2 separate regions of the Homo sapiens genome follow, and region 1 is linked to region 2. The links are chromatin loops, found by intact Hi-C in ENCODE. Cell type or tissue: Caco-2. All regions are shown on one strand.

The links. Hi-C counts contacts between places; a loop is a spot of excess contacts. Peaks named below come from ENCODE experiments on the same cell type or tissue, not always from the same donor. Only the 100,000 strongest peaks of a DNase experiment are listed, where the experiment ranks them.
Region 1: a loop joins it to region 2, with 2.1 times the contacts of the local background. A loop is called at or near these places in 2 of 110 quality-filtered maps.

The regions. Positions count from the first base shown.
Region 1 is chr7:109,947,651-109,955,650 of GRCh38, reverse strand. No RefSeq gene overlaps it. Among named protein-coding and RNA genes, the nearest start is that of LINC02903, 1.1 Mb to the right of the region's middle. In Caco-2, no CTCF peak of the experiment used is centred here; no DNase peak of the experiment used is centred here.
Region 2 is chr7:109,881,534-109,889,533 of GRCh38, reverse strand. No RefSeq gene overlaps it. Among named protein-coding and RNA genes, the nearest start is that of LINC02903, 1.0 Mb to the right of the region's middle. In Caco-2, no CTCF peak of the experiment used is centred here; a DNase peak (open chromatin) is centred at 4,803.

The sequences.
Region 1 (8,000 bases), 66 kb before region 2:
CATGACCTCCCAAAGGTCAAGGGATTACAGGTGTGAGCCACCACACCTGGCCTTCTGCTTCCTTTTAATGCTTAGTAAACACTATTTTCCATCCCTACAGTGATTTTTTTTTCAAAATGTCATATATGTTGACTCATATAGTATGTAAAATTTTGAGTCTAGATACTGTCAAATAGCATAAAACATTTGAGATTCATTCATTTATACATAAATAGTTTGTTCCCTTTATTTGCTGAGTAATATTCCATTTTTGGATATATCACCACTTATTTCTCCATCCCCTAGTGATACGTTTTGGACATTTGTCCCCTCCAAATCTCGTATTGAAATGTGATTCCCAGTGTAGGAGGTGGGGCCTAGTGGGACATGTTTGGGTCATGTTGGTGGATCCCTTGTGAATGGGTTGGTGCCTTCCCTGTGAGTTCTTGTTCTACTCCTTCACATGAGATCTGGTTGTTTAACAGTGTAGCACCACCCCCTCCTCTCTCTTGGTCCTGTTGCCATATGGCCAGTTCCCCTTCCCCTTCTACCAAAATTGAAAGCTTCCTGAGGTGCTAACCAGAAGCAGTTACTGGCACCATGCTTCTTGCACAGCCTGCAGAACTACGAGCCAAGTAAACTTCTCTTCTTTATAAAATACCCAGACCCAGGTATACCTTTATAGCAATACAAAGAAAACTAACACACCTAGTTAAGGAACACTGGCTTATTTACAGATTTTGGTGATTTTGAATAAAGCTCTTGAACAGGATACAAAATCCATCCTGTATTTATTTTATACATTTCATTTTTATAAATGACCAAACAAATGAACTAAAGAAAACTAGAATTGGTTAGGATTAGATCATTTCCTAATGATATTCCCTAAAATAGTTTTGGAAGCAAATAAAAGGCTTACATTTTATGTGGGTAAATATTTAGAAATAGAATTTCTGGGTCATATGTTAAGAGTATGTTTAAATTTATATTAAATTTTTAAACTATTTTCAAAAGTGTATCTCTATCAGCAATGTATGAAAGTTCTATTTGTTACCCATACTATTTAGCTCTTGGTTTTGTTAGTCTTGTTGTTTTAGCTGGCAATATATCTATTTAGGTTTACACTATATGCTGTGTTTCACCTCATTTACATTATAGTGTCAGATTTCAAAACCTTTTCTTTGCTGTTTGCTTCTGCCCCGTTATACTCCTTGCAGGTGTTTGTGACTTAGGTGTTAGTGTAGATTATAGTTCAATTCACAAAGCCTTTGTTATGTTTCTCAGAGGCATTACATGCATACATAGAGTTTGAGGATGACCGTGAGGCTTGTATAGGTTCATACCCAGAATTAGAAGATCCTCTTCTCTATATGTCTCTTCTCCAGGATATCCTTCACACTTGTAGGCTCACAGAGTCCTTTTTTCCAGTTTCACTGGCAAGTGAGATGTTCTTTTAGCATTTTAACCTTCCATATTACTGCACAGTTTTACCTGCTGAACCCATCTTTGGTGAAGTATTTAAAAAGAGAGAGAGAAATAACAATAATTATTTCAATCGTTTTTGCCCCATTGGGACTCTTTTTCTTATTTCTCTACACAGAGAAATTATTTTCTCTTGAATTTTAGATACGAAGCTACCTCCTCTGCAACTGTGCAGATCGACGACCTTGGGAAGAAAGTGGTAGAGAAAAGAGAGAGAGGGAGAGGAAGAGATAGCAAGAGATAGAGAAACAGAAGGGATTTCCTCCATACTTATCAGCTCACAAAGTCTCTTTTTCCCAGTTATCCAGGCAGGAGGATGGATTTCCCTAGGATGCTTTGATGTTTAGGCCTGTAGCTAAGTTTCTCAATTTGGGCCTGCCCTCAAGTCAAAGGCGAGAGGGCGGGGTGGGGCGGAGGCAGGGGCGGGGCGAGGGGGAGAAGTGGGGCTAGCAGGAAATACTGCAATTGTAAGTTGACTTCCCTCTAGAATCAGCCTGTTCCAATTGATTTACAGAGTTGCTTTCTGTATTTTCTCCCACATGGGCTGTAGTGGGCTTCTTCTCTCTTGGCTGTTACTGGAAGGTCTGGATCCTCTGTCCAACCAAGTTCACTGTAGACAGCATCTTCCTGCTACAGTCTAGGTACCGTCTTACCATGGCACAACATAGCATCTAGAACCAAGGAGAAGTGTCGGGAGTGGCCTGGGAAAAAGTATAACCTTCTCAGGTATTGGTGTGGAAGAAGAAAAACTCTTTATTTCAACTGCTCCGCTTAGGTTCTGGGATTCAGTTTCTCTACCCTAAAACAGCCATTTTAAAAACATGTTTTAAGTGTTTAATTTTTCTTTAATTCCAAAACTAGCTGACCAATAAATTAGCTTTCCATTATTTGATATTTGCTACAATTATATATGTTTTAAAGCTGGATTAAAAAATTAACTGAAATTAATAACCAATATAAAATTTTATAGTAATTTAGGAAACATGTAAATATGCTTTATGCCTAAATAAAGAATATGAAATTAAATTAGTTTGCCAATATCACCATTTACTGGGAATGTGTCAGGAGCTAAAGGTGAATACATGATAAATGAGCTCAGATGAAGCATTTATTTCCTGCAAACTTATCTGAGAAGTCCTCTAATATGTTTGCTTGTGTCCCCACCCAAATCTCACATTGAACAGCAGTTCTCATAATCCCCACATCATGGGATGAACCTGATGGGAGGTAATTGAATCATGGGGGTGGTTACCTCCATGCTGTTCTCATGATAGTGAGTTCTCATGAGATCTGATAATTTTATAAGGAGCTTTTCTCCAGCTTTCACTCTGCCCTTCTCCTTGCTGCTGCCATGTGAAGAAGGATGTGTTTTCTTCTCCTTCTGCCATGATTGTAAGTTTCCTGATGCCTCTCCAGCCATGCTGAACTTTGAATCAATTAAACCTTTTTCCTTTATAAATTACCCAGTCTTTGGTATGTCTTTATTAGCAGCATGAGAACAAACTAATATAGTATATTGGTACTGGGAGTGGGGCACTGCTGTAAAGATACCCAAAAATGTGGAAGCAACTTTGAAACTGGGTAACAGGCAGAGGTTAGAACAGTTTGGAGGGCTCAGAAGAAGACAGGAAAATGCTGGAAACTTTGGAGCTTCCAAGAGATTTGGAGGGCTCAGAAGATGGGAAGATGTGGGAAAGTTTGAAACTTCCTAGAGACTTATTGAATGCCTTTTCCCAAAATGCTGACAGTGACATGGACAATAATGTCCAGGCTGAGATGGTCTCAGATGGAGATGAGGAACTTTTTGGGAACTTGAATAGAAGTGACTCTTGTTATGCTTTAGCAAAAAGACTGGCAGCATTTTGCCCCTACCCTAGAGATATTTGGGGCTTTGAACTTGAGAGAGATGATTTAGGGTATCTGGCAGAATGATTTAGGGTAACAACAGAAGAGTTTGAAATACCATTCACATATCTAAACAGATTTTTATTGCACAAAAGTACACCATCTTTTGAAGTGAAGAAGTTATGGGAGAAAGATAATACCATTGGCATTATCATTTTGATAGCCATTGACACCAGCATCCTGATGTGTGGAGGAAACCATTTGTTCATCAGTCAAATGATTTCATGAGAATCATACTTGTGTGACCTTGGAAAGGGGTCCTGATCCAGACCCCAAGAGAGGGTTCTTGGACCCCACGAAAAATTTGAGGTGAATTCATAGAGTAAAGTAAAGCAAGTTCATTGAGAAAATAAAGAGTGGCTATTCCATAAACAGAGCAGCCCCAAGGGCTGCTGTTTGCCCATTTTTTATGGTTATGGTTATTTCTTGATTATATGCTAAACAAGGGGTGAACTATTCATGAGTTTTCTGGCAAAGGGGTGGTCAATTACCAGAACTAAGGGTTCCTCCCCTTTTTAGACTATATTTGGTAACTTCCTGCCATTGTCATGGCATTTGTAGATTGTCATGACGCTGGTGGGAGTGCCATTTAGTATATTAATGCATTACGATTAGCATATCACGAGCAGTGAGATTGACCAGAGGTCACTTTCATGGCCATTTTGTTTTTGGTGGGTTCGGGCCACAGGTTCTTTACTGCAACCTGCTTTATCAGCAAGGTCTTTATGACCTGTATCTTGTGCCAGCCTCCTATGTCATCCTGTGACTTAGAATGCCTAACTTACTGGGAATGCAGCCCAGCACGACTCAGCCTTATTTTATTCAGCCCCTATTCAAGATGGAGTTGCTCTGGTTCAAATGTCTCTGACAACTTGTAAACAGAAAAGTATCTGAGACAGGTCTCAATCAATTTAGAAGTTTATTTTGCCAAAGTTAAGAACAATGCCCAGAAGAAATAAACAAGGGATCACAGAAACAGTCTATGGTCTGTGCCTTTCTTCAAAGATAATTTTGAGGGCTTTAATATTTAAAAGGGAAGAGTGGGTTGGAGGGGAAAGAGGGAGGGTAGGGCAATCCACATCTTGCAAGGGAAAAGAAACAGGTAGGGGAATAGTCAATTATGCATTAGTCTTACACTCAATATATATGCACTTTACATAAGATAAGGTGAATCTGTGGAGATATTTAAACTTTTTTCTGTAGCTGTCTACTGAGGAACAAAAGGAAAGGCATTTTCTTGCATGACTCAGCTTTCAGCTTAATGTTTTACTTTTGGCATAATGAATTGGGATCTCAAGTTTTTATTTTCCTTTCACACACTTAATGTCTCTGAAGCTTGGCTTCTTTGCCTGAAAAAGAAGGTCGCTTATAGTAGTACCTATCCTCAAAGGATTATTAGGATTAAATGAGATAACGCATGAAAAAAGATCAAGCAAAATTTTTGGCAGAGAGAGCACTATAAACATTAACTCTTTTATTTGAGTGAATAGCACTATAATGTACAAACTCAAAGTTATGCCAGTCTCTAGAAGCTACAGAGAGTTCTATCACAGTGATGTATACAGAAGCCAACAAGTTGATGATTCTGTGAAGACAGAATTTCCTGATGGCCTTGTTGGGACTCAGAAAATAATATCTGAAAGCATGACACCTTGGCAGGCAGAGTACTTTGAACTAAAGATTGGAAGGCTTCAGAAGCAGCCTCAGAACCAGTGTCTCTCGGACCTTCTCTACTCTCCTGTTTCTCATTCCTCTTTTCTTCTGAGCACAGGGAGGGGCTTTCTGTGATGTTCCCTTATCTGACTACAGACAGAAGAAATGCAATTGTCATGAGTCTGCACCCTAGTAATCCATTACCCACAAAAGATTAACTGTATCACAGAAGAAGAGACTGAAATTTGACACCACCCGGACTATCACCTGTTCTTTGGAGAGCCCATTGATTTTTCTCCAAAATTATTCACTCTCCCTTAAGTTGCCTACATCTCCCCTCCAGTCTCCCCTACAAAGAGTGTATGCAGCTTTTAGGTCTCAGTGGCTTTTGGGGTACACACTTCTTTCCTTTGATGATGCCCCATGCATGTAATAAATGTGTTTGCCTTTTCTGTTGTTAATCTGTTTACTGTCAGTTTATTTTATAGACTTGATTATCAACTTCAGAGGGTAGACAGAAAAGTTTTTTTCTCCCCTACAGTCCATTACTATACACATACCGCTCGTGAAGAAATTATGTTCCTCTGTTTTTTTTAATAATGGGAATTTTCAATGAAAGAGGCTCAGAACAGGCTGGGCGCAGTGGCTCACGCCTGTAATTCCAGCACTTTGGGAGATCGAGGCAGGTGGATCACCGGAGGTCAGAAGTTCAAGACCAGTCTGGCTAACATGGCAAAACCCTGTCTCTACTAAAAATACAGAAATTAGCGGGGTGTGGTGGTGTGTGCCTGAAGTCCTACCTACTCCAGAGGCTGAGATAGGAGAATCGCTTGAACCTGGAAGGTAGAGGTTGCAGTGAGCCGAGAAAGCACCACTGTACTCCAGCCTGGGCGACAGAGCAAGACTCCATCTCAAAAAACAAACAAAAAACAAAGAGGCTCAGAACAAATAATTGAAGCTACTATTAATATAAAAATCAAAGAATCCACATCACATTTTCTGAGTACTTGGTAAATTAAAAAATGGCCACAAAAAACTACGTAAGTTTATTTGTTATTATCTGATCATGTGCTATGAACACATCTTTAGGAAAAAAGAAATTTTTTAATTTTGTATTTCAAATTCTGAGTGTTGTTTCAATTTTCTAATTTATAATCAAACTTTCTAAGCCAAATTGGGAGTAATTTTATTAAAATAATTTGTTTAGCATTTTCTAAAGTGAACAATTGGTGAAATAGATTTTTGAATAAAACTACTAAAAAAGAAGTAATTTTGTTATATGCCAATTTAAAAGAAAATATAAAAACAATTTACTTTCTTGTTTCAAATGAACAGCTAGAATTATATATGTTTGTGTATGTGTATGTGAGTATATAACTTAGTAATTATTTTAATGTTTTTTAGTATGATTTGTAACTCTTGTGCTAAAGAGAATTAAACAGTCAGTGGTCTATCTTATTTCTTTACGAAATGCAGTGCACTGTGGTTCACTGAACGACAATTAATTAAGACAGTTGCTCAACTGGCATGTTTTAGCTTCCAGTAAGATATGCAAATTAAGTATAATGTGCTATCTCATTAATTAATATTATAAATAAGAAACTTTTTTCTCTCAACTCACCTCATAATGGAAAATATATTACCTATATTTTCAGATAGATTGTGGAAAATTTCTGTATGTTCATCCATATATGTATTTTTATAGTATGTAATATTTTACATAAAATTACAAAGTATTGGCCAGGCGCGGTGGCTCAAGCCTGTAATCCCAGCACTTTGGGAGGCCAAGGCGGGCAGATCACGATGTCAGGAGATCAAGACCATCCTGGCTAACATGGTGAAACCCTGTCTCTACTAAAAATACAAAAATTAACTGGGTATGGTGGCAGGCAACTGTAGTCCCAGCTACTTGGGAGGCTGAGGCAGGAGAATGGCGTGAACCCGGGAGGTGGAGCTTGCAGTGAGCCAAGATCGCGCCACTGCACTCCAGCCTGGGTGACAGAGCGAGACTCCATCTCAAAAAAAAAAAAAAAAAAAAAAAAAAAATTACAAGGTATTAACTTTATAATGAGATGGAAAAGTATCAAACATTTATTGAGAATGAGTGAAAAAGAAGCTAGTGGGACTTGTAGTAAAGAGGCAACAAAATGTATCACTCCAGAAAAACAAAGGAGGTTTCCGGCTACTGCAGAGCTAAGAAATGCTTACACAAGAGGATAAATGTTCTGTGATTCCACTTACACGACATATCCAGAAGAGGCACATTCAGAGTAGTTTAGAGGAACCACAGATGGCAGGAGGGCAGAATGGGAGTTATTAGGTGATGATGATGATGTTGGCCTACTTATAGTTTGGTTGAAATTGGGGAAAAAAAGGTAGGAGAAAGAAAAGTGAAGTACGTAAACCCTGGTATGTTATACCAGGTAAGTTGACTTGGGTGTAGGAAGAAAATACTAGTTCCTACATTTAAATTTTAGATTTATTTAAACATAAATAAGACATTATACTTTACTAATTTTAATTCATAGAGTTTAAAAGGTGTCCTAATTCTGTCCCCTGTGTTAGGTGGTCAAATGTCCTCTATGTTCTATGAGCTACTCAGAGGCAATCATAGGGGTTCTCCAATAATAAGTAATGGTAATGATGTCCTCCCCAGTTGGTTTATCTTCAGCATAGTGTGACATAGTGCAGTAATATGCGCCTGTGAAGTGGATTTACAGATTATACCCTCCCAATTCAACCAAATGAACCCTATGAAATTATAAATTGCTTTAACTATTTATGCAAAGAGGCCATATGTTGAAGGTAATACCTACAATGCAAGTAGAGTAGGCAGCAAAACAAACAACAAGAAATATGGCAGGATGGATATGTTGGGAGGCAGGACACACCACCCCCAAAACATTACTGTGGAAAACCAGAATATGTCATCGCAACACATAGTTCTTTGGCATATTTGGAGCAGATTATTTTGAGAAACC
Region 2 (8,000 bases):
TTGCTATTGTGAACAGTGCTGCAATAAACATACATGTGCATGTGTCCTTATAGTAGAGTGATTTATAATCCTTTGGGAACACACCCAGTAATAGGATTGCTGGCTCAAATGGTATTTCTAGTTTTAGATCCTTGAGGGATTGCTATACTGTCTTCCACAATAATTGAACTAATTTACACTCCCACCAACAGTGTAAAAGCATTCTTATTTCTCCACATCCTCTCCAGCATCTGTTGTTTCCTGACTTTTTAATGATCGCCATTCTAACTGGCATGAGATGGTACCTCATTTTGGTTTTGATTTGCATTTCTCTAATGACCAGTGATGGTGAGCTTTTTTTCATATGTTTGTTGGCTGCATAAATGTATTAAACAGAAGTGAAAGAAGTGAGGTTTGGTATCGAGGAAGAGGAAACAAATCAAAGAGAGGTCAGAGGAAGAAATGGGGCAAAGACAAGGAGGAATAATGAAAACAAAACTTCATGAAAGCAAGTTAGCAAAGTAAAAAATTTGCTAATTCATGATTTTGCCGGGGATTAGCTTTGTGTTAAGTCAATAAAATAAACTTGTTGGTCAGAACTTGAATTTGTGTTTATTAAACCAGTGGAACCTCAATTCTTCCTGCTCATGATTGTGATGGTGGTGAAATGAAAGTGTGTCTATAAAGCACTATCTACTCTAAGACATTAACCACGTTTTACTTAATAATAATGAGGATGGTGAGGATGAGGCTGATAGAACTTGATCCATAGAGCTAAATGAAGGTAGCCACTATTTGTTCATTCAGGCACACTGCATATGGTGGAAACAATAGCTCGTTCAGGTTAAGTGACAGCTGAAAATTCTGACTCCTGTAGTGAGAGCAACGTGTTTTAAATCTGAGGTGCAAACTGTTTGTTTACATATGACTAGCTAGCCCAATGCATAGCAGCTATAGGTGGGAAAAGCCGAATATTTCAAGAATAATGTGCTGATCCTGAGGAATTTGTTCTTGACTTTTAGGCATACCACAAGATATTGTAATTATTATTCATTCATTCACTACCAATGGTGGGTGTCTGGATGGTTAACTGGTTTCTTTTCCAGCCCTTAGGAAATACTGGGGATTAGGCAGCATTATGCCCCAGACTCCTGCATGCTTTGAGGAGAATGTTAGTAATAGTCTAGTGGAACAGGGATTTTTCTTTTTAATGAAAATTAAGTCTGTGTCAGGAAAGAAAGGATAGATGAGAAAGATCAAGACAGAAAGCAGCTATCCCTTAAGGACACCAATCTTAAAATGACAATGACAGAAGAATGGTGAGCATAAAATGATTATAATGTAACTAAATTATTAAAGTAAATTTATTTCTACTAAGGAAAGGTTTTTTATTGCATTAAAATAAATGAGAAAGTAACATTGGCCTTTATTCCTCTAAATCAAGGCACTGTACTTAACAACGGATACTATTTCAGTATGTTTACTATTTTAATAATTTTTTATTAATAATTTCACAGGAATACACTTTCTTTAACAAAAATATTGTATATTTTAGCAAAGCATATATTATTATAAGTACAGGTAAAAAGGTACTTTTTGAAGTCTTAATTTTTTCTTTAATGAAAATATTTTTGAAAAATCTACAATAAAACCTCACAACTTGTAGTCCATAAAAGTACTTTTTAAAATATGTGTATGATTTACCCAAAAGTTTGAAATAGTTATCAGTGATAACAAATGTGTATTTTTATGAATGTAAAATAATGTATTAAGAGAGAAATTTCTATCTCTGTTTAGATGAAATGCTTTTCCCTACCATGTCTTCAGGAGTTGTCAGACTTTCATGTCTAATTTGTATCCTTATTGAACATTTTGGTGCCACGTGGGTAGCTTCTCAATGGTGAAGCTTTTTGGCTCTGCAATGTTCAGCCTTAAAATACGGTTTTACCTGAATCATCTCAGAGAAGCTCTTTATTTAGCTTATCTTGGTATCACTCTCTGTCCCTCACCCCCAAAACACACACAGAGTTTAATTTCTGACAGATTCTTTTATGGATGCTATTGGGCAGCAGTGGACCCTCTAGGTGAAAGTGGTGATTTAAATCAGGCCTGTGTCAGGGTAGCATGGCTGGATTCGCTGTGGAACCATGATTCATTTCAGCTGGTGTCCACAAGGATGTCTCAGCATTCATGATGCAGCAGCGACACTCCTAAATTGCTGTGATGCACAGTCTCTGAAAATCAAAAAGGAGAAATTACAGTTATATAAAGTGGAAAGTTAAACACTGCTGGTCCTTCATGTCCACAGTCCATTTTTGCTGATTTAAGGCAAATATTGTTTAACTCACAAGGTTCTGTTGACACTAGCTGTTTTCATTATTTTAACTCAGCTTTTTACTTAAAAAACAAAAGTGTACCACATGGTTAAAATCATTTTGTACTAAGACTATTTTCCATTTAAGATCCCTTCCCCTCCCACTCCAGTTAAAATCTAAAAATAAAATAAAACCATAGTTTTGTTAAAGGGGGGGTAAACATTAATGAAAAAAATGTTAATTTGGGGTTAGCATAATTAATATTTGTAAGCAGGTGTTTTAAAAGTCTCTGAAAAGAGTTATATATTCCTGCATATATTAGTTAGCATACTTCTAAAATATCTTTTGGTATATTGCAAGCTACAGTCTTTTTTAGTGACCACAATACCAGGCAAATAGAGGCCAAATTAATTCCCTTTTGTGGTACTATTAATATTCTGTTAGGTTTGAATATCTAAATGCTGACAGAAAAACCACAGCAACAACAACAGACAATAGTTCTATCTTGCAGATTTGACATGGCCAAGTGTATTTTAATAAAATAACAACAAGATTGTCAAGTTGTTGGTTGAATGATTTTGATCATAATAATTGCAAGACTTAAAACTCTGACACATGATGCACAGAAGAGGAAAAGGAAGGTGGGGAGGTGGGGAAGAATATCTGTTTCACATGTCTAAATGGCTATAATGTGAAAAAGAGATTTTTTCATCGGAAGAAACTGGAATCACTTATAAAATTGACAAAATAGAGATTTCAGGAACCTATCCCAGAACTATTGAATAAAAAGAATTAGGGGTGTCTCCTGAAAATCTGCATTTTAAAAATATCTCCAGGTAAGTATAATTAGACAGCCAAAATTGGGAACCCCCGTTTATGTAATTCATAATAGAATCAGAATAAATCAGTGTTAGCTCCCTGGGAACAGAAACAGGAATTAAATGAATTTTCATCCTTTTTGTCCTATATAATGCCTGTCACATAATAGTTACTGAAATATTTGTTAGATGAATGAATGAAGATACTGGGAGGCATGTTTCATTCAAACGTAATGAAAAGGTATTTTGTCAGCTAGAATTGTCGTTTCTCGTGCCTGCAGCTGTTAAAGCAATGACTAGATTACTTATTGGTGTTGCTGGTATCAGAAAAGTGCAGGGACTGACATATAGTAAGCACTCAAGAAATGCTTCACAAATTAATGCATAAACTAAATGTGAGTTTATTACTCCAAGCATTTCTTGATCAAATTAAGTGACTATGAAACAGATGAGTGGTAGAATTATAATCAGATTAATAAGAACAAATGAGCTTATGAATAACTCATTCTATAAGAGAACATAGATATAATTAAACAACTTTTGGCATTTCTCAAAAACGACAGATCTTCTACTTTAGTGGTATACAAACACCTCTAAGATCCATAAGTTTAAATGCCAAATCCACTCTTGATTCTTCAGCAACATTTTTGACCCAAATTAATCACTCCCAACATTGTACCATTCAAACTACCTTGCATTTACCTTTCTTTTACCATTTATTATTTATTTGAGAATGTATTTGTTTTTCTCTTGTAAAATCTACCTTCCTTGAGAACAAGGGCGCTATCATTTTGCCCTCCTCCAACCTCCTCCCAATGATAGGTCTGTTTGACTTGGTAGTTGTTAACTGTTGTGCCTGAGCTATGTTGTTCATTGTGCCAGTGTATGGAGCACTTTTAGTAACTTGACAATTCTCTTGACTATCAATCAATGTTAAAGTTCTGCTGTTGCTTATCAGGCACTAAAATTGTATGCTGATTTAAAGACAAAAATCCAATTATACATGAATATTTTATGTCTGATTCTTTACCTCATTACAGCACATGGATCTTATTACTTTTTCTTCTTTGGGCAGAGAGGAGTAGCCAGCTGCATGGTTAGTTTTCTTTCTTTTTGTTCCTCAAGATTTTCTTGTTTAAAAAATCTGTATCTATCTATCTATCTATCTATCTATCTATCTATCTATCCATCCATCATATACTTAGGCAGAGCTTACTACCATCTTGCACAAGATGGTTACATGATCTTCAAGTTTGTAAATGCATTTTACTTGTTCTTTCAGGTAATGGGCTTCGAATGAATTATACAATATACATTTTGACAGTTCAATTGATTTATGCACCCAGGATGATTGATTAGTGTATTATTTCAAGAATAAGGCACTCTTCATTTCACACAGCTCATTTTCACCATTGTCAGACTTTAGTCTCTTGATGGTCTAAAGGAAACGTGAGCCACTTTTTTTTTTTAAGTTTGCAGCTCCATTAGTCTCTCTGTGTACCCTTTCTTCATAGGATTGAAGACAAATATTTGGTGAATTCCTTCAAAGATACATTATCATTGTCTAAGTTTCAAGTTATCTAGGCTCTTTGATGAATGTGTGATTGGAGGCAAACTTCAGGCTGAGGTTATTGATGGCATACTAAGTAATCACACAACTTTTATAGTAGGAAGAATAGTACAGGTGGTGGCTGCTAGCTGACCAAAGAGCTCAAGCATAATCCCCCCACCCGCTTTTCCTTAGCTGACTATTCACAATATGCTCCATGTATGTGTGGTTTAGGTCTGGTAGAGACTTAGGTAGAGAATATACACAATGAGTGGGTTTTGCCATCTGTTATTTTAGTTCATGGATTTCCTCATAATCCCGTGGCTGTGGTTTGCCATGAAATCTCTAAGAATTAAAGCTGAAAACAATGAAAAAGGTACCCCCATGGGAATACCTTGTGAAGTCTTAGATTCCCCCTCTAGAATCTCCCTGCTCTGCTGCTGTTGATGCTCTAGAACCTGCAAGTAGTGTTTTATTGTACTTTGTCCAGAGTTTATATTTTGTATCTGCTGGGAGATGTGTCTGGTAGGAGTTTATTTGGTCATTTTAGTAGAACTCCCCTAGTATTTTTTCAAATATTGTTCATTAAATTTTAAAGGAGAATGGCAGCATATCAATCCTACAATTTACCCTCTGAGATCGTTTTCAAAAGAACTTGTTTAGTCTACTTTGTATAAGTAACTAAGTTTATTTCCCAACATAAATTATAAACTCAGTAATTAAAATGGGATTAACACTTAGTAATTCAGTTGAGAAGGGCAAAGTTCAGGGAAATGGTTAAGGGAGTCTCCTCACATCTAAAATAATGTGGAGTAATCTGCCAGAAGATCAGACAATTAAGGGCTGAGAATTAGAATTCATGGAATCATCAAATCTTGGTATTGGACAGTACCTTAGAACTCATTAAGCTTTGTACCTAAAACTAGAATTCCTTCCATGGTATCTCCTAACAACATAGTTATTATGGACTACAAAAGTATGCTGATAAAAATGTTAAACATGGCAATAAAGTAGATAGGAATAGTTAGCTAGAAACGTTGAAATATCACATAACTTTTCTCATACTGAGCTATTATGTAACATTTTCTATTTTATTTTAAAATTTCAAATTTCTAGGTTAGCTTTGCCATCGTACTGTTTTATAATTTTTACTGAATAACTTTCATGCTCATAGAATCAAATAATCAGGACACTTCTGGGTGAGTAATGTCATAGTCGTACATTAGAAACTAGAATTATTTTATTTTTTGGAAGGATAAGTTACAGGAGAGTCAATTAAAGCAGTTTCCTGATGACAAAATAAGAAAAACAACTTTGGATCACTTTAGTTTCTTTTATAATCCTTACAAAGTCAACTCCAAAGAGTTCCTGAAACATAAATTCTTTTAATATATTGAAAAAATTTAAAAGACAAATCTAAATGACAAAGAATTATACAATTTCTGATCATATATCAAAATAATAGTGTTAGGAAAGCATTAGCATATTTCTTGGGGGTGTTCTATATACCAACATAAAAGAACATTTGAAATGAACTTTAAAACTTACAAGCCTTTGCCCAAAACTCATTAATTCTCATCTAAAATAATTATAAACATTGGATTAGCACAGTAATCACTTAAAAACTCAATGCAAATAAACATGTGGAATTTTTTTTCAAATACCCTTAATATTTATGCAGTACACTGCTTCCAAGAACAAATATACATAGTAAATAGCTCCAACAGGGAACAGAACAATATATTGAGAACAAGAACTGAATCTAATCAGATTCATAATATGATAATTTTCAAAAGATAAACTTAATGTTGTATCCATACATTCCCTAAGGATCAGGGAGGCACTGGTGTTTTATAACAGCAAGAAATTAAAAAATAATCTGCCTGCTTAGTAAATCTTAAACAAACACCACTGCACTCCCACCCCTTCCACCATGAACATCAAGTCCTGTGAGGAAAAAATGAGCCATAAATGCAGCTAATCTCAAAATGAAGCTACTTTCTTTCTACATGATAAGAGGATGAATGTGGAAGATCCACAGTTTTCAAAATGCCAAGGTAGGGAATAGCAGCTTTATTTGTATCCTTAAAAAAACTCAGTGGCATTCTTGCATATTCCGTTCTACTACAGCGTCTGGTTCACAAAGTGAACTCAATAAAGAAGAATATAATGAATGGATTTATTACAGCTAAGTCTCCTTGAACGCTGTCTTTTATGAGAGTGGGCATACAAACTCCCTCCTTTATTATTTTCCCGAGCCAGTTTTTTCACTGAAAGTGAACCAGGTTTCACTCCGTTCTTACATGTATGTGCTCATGTGTTACCCTTTCTCGTCTGTCCCTTCAGCCTCTCCCTCTCTACTCTTTGCTCTTAGCTTACAAATATGGTCTAGTGCTGCTCATCCATAAACACCACAATCAAATTATTTTTCCAGTCTTTTTTCCATTTCCAAAAGCATAATACTTTTTTTCTTCCTTTCAAAGAGAGCCAAGCTACTTAAAAGTACAATGTACAATTTAGGTCTCTTCCTTACCTTCCTTCATTTCTCAGCACATTACAATTGGTGATTTGCCCACATCACACTCTATCTAAATGACTCTTGCCAAGGGTAGCAATCAGTGCCCACATCATCCACTCTTCCTTCTTACTGGGAAATTTTGTTTTCCCTAGGCTTCAGTTACTTTTTTTTTTTTTTTTTTTACTTTTTCATGTTCTCCTTCCTCCTACCTCTTCTGACTATTTATTCTGTCTTTTCTCAATACCTCTTGCTTACAAGCTACTGTTTTCTGAGATTCTGTCCCTGGATCTTCCTTGTCACTCTGTCAATTCAGGATAAGCCAAGTCACAACTAAATACCCCGACAGTCTCAGTGGCTTAATACAACCTTTCTTTTTTGTTCACACTATATGATCATATCAATTCGACCAAAGGTCTCCTTCCCATTGTTGTTATTCAGATCCATAGGCTTACAGAGCCTCCAATACCTGGAATACACCTAGTCACAGTGGCAAAGGGAACAGAACATGGAAAATTATGCATCAACACTTCAAAGTTTCTGTTCCAAAGAAGCGTAAATCTCTCCCTTTTTTGTTGGCTCAAGTAAGTAATGTGGTCAAACCTAACTTCAAATGAAGTGAGTAAGTATAATAGTATAATATGCAAAAAAGGGGAAACCAGAATATCTGAGAATGGCTTCAATGGCCGTTGCAGTCTCTCAGTTACGACGTAAAAATATGAAATATAAAATAAAATATGAAATAAAAATGATGGTTTCAATGAGCACATAAATGTTAATGGCTTGAAATCTTTATTTTAGGCTTATATCTCTTAATCTAATTA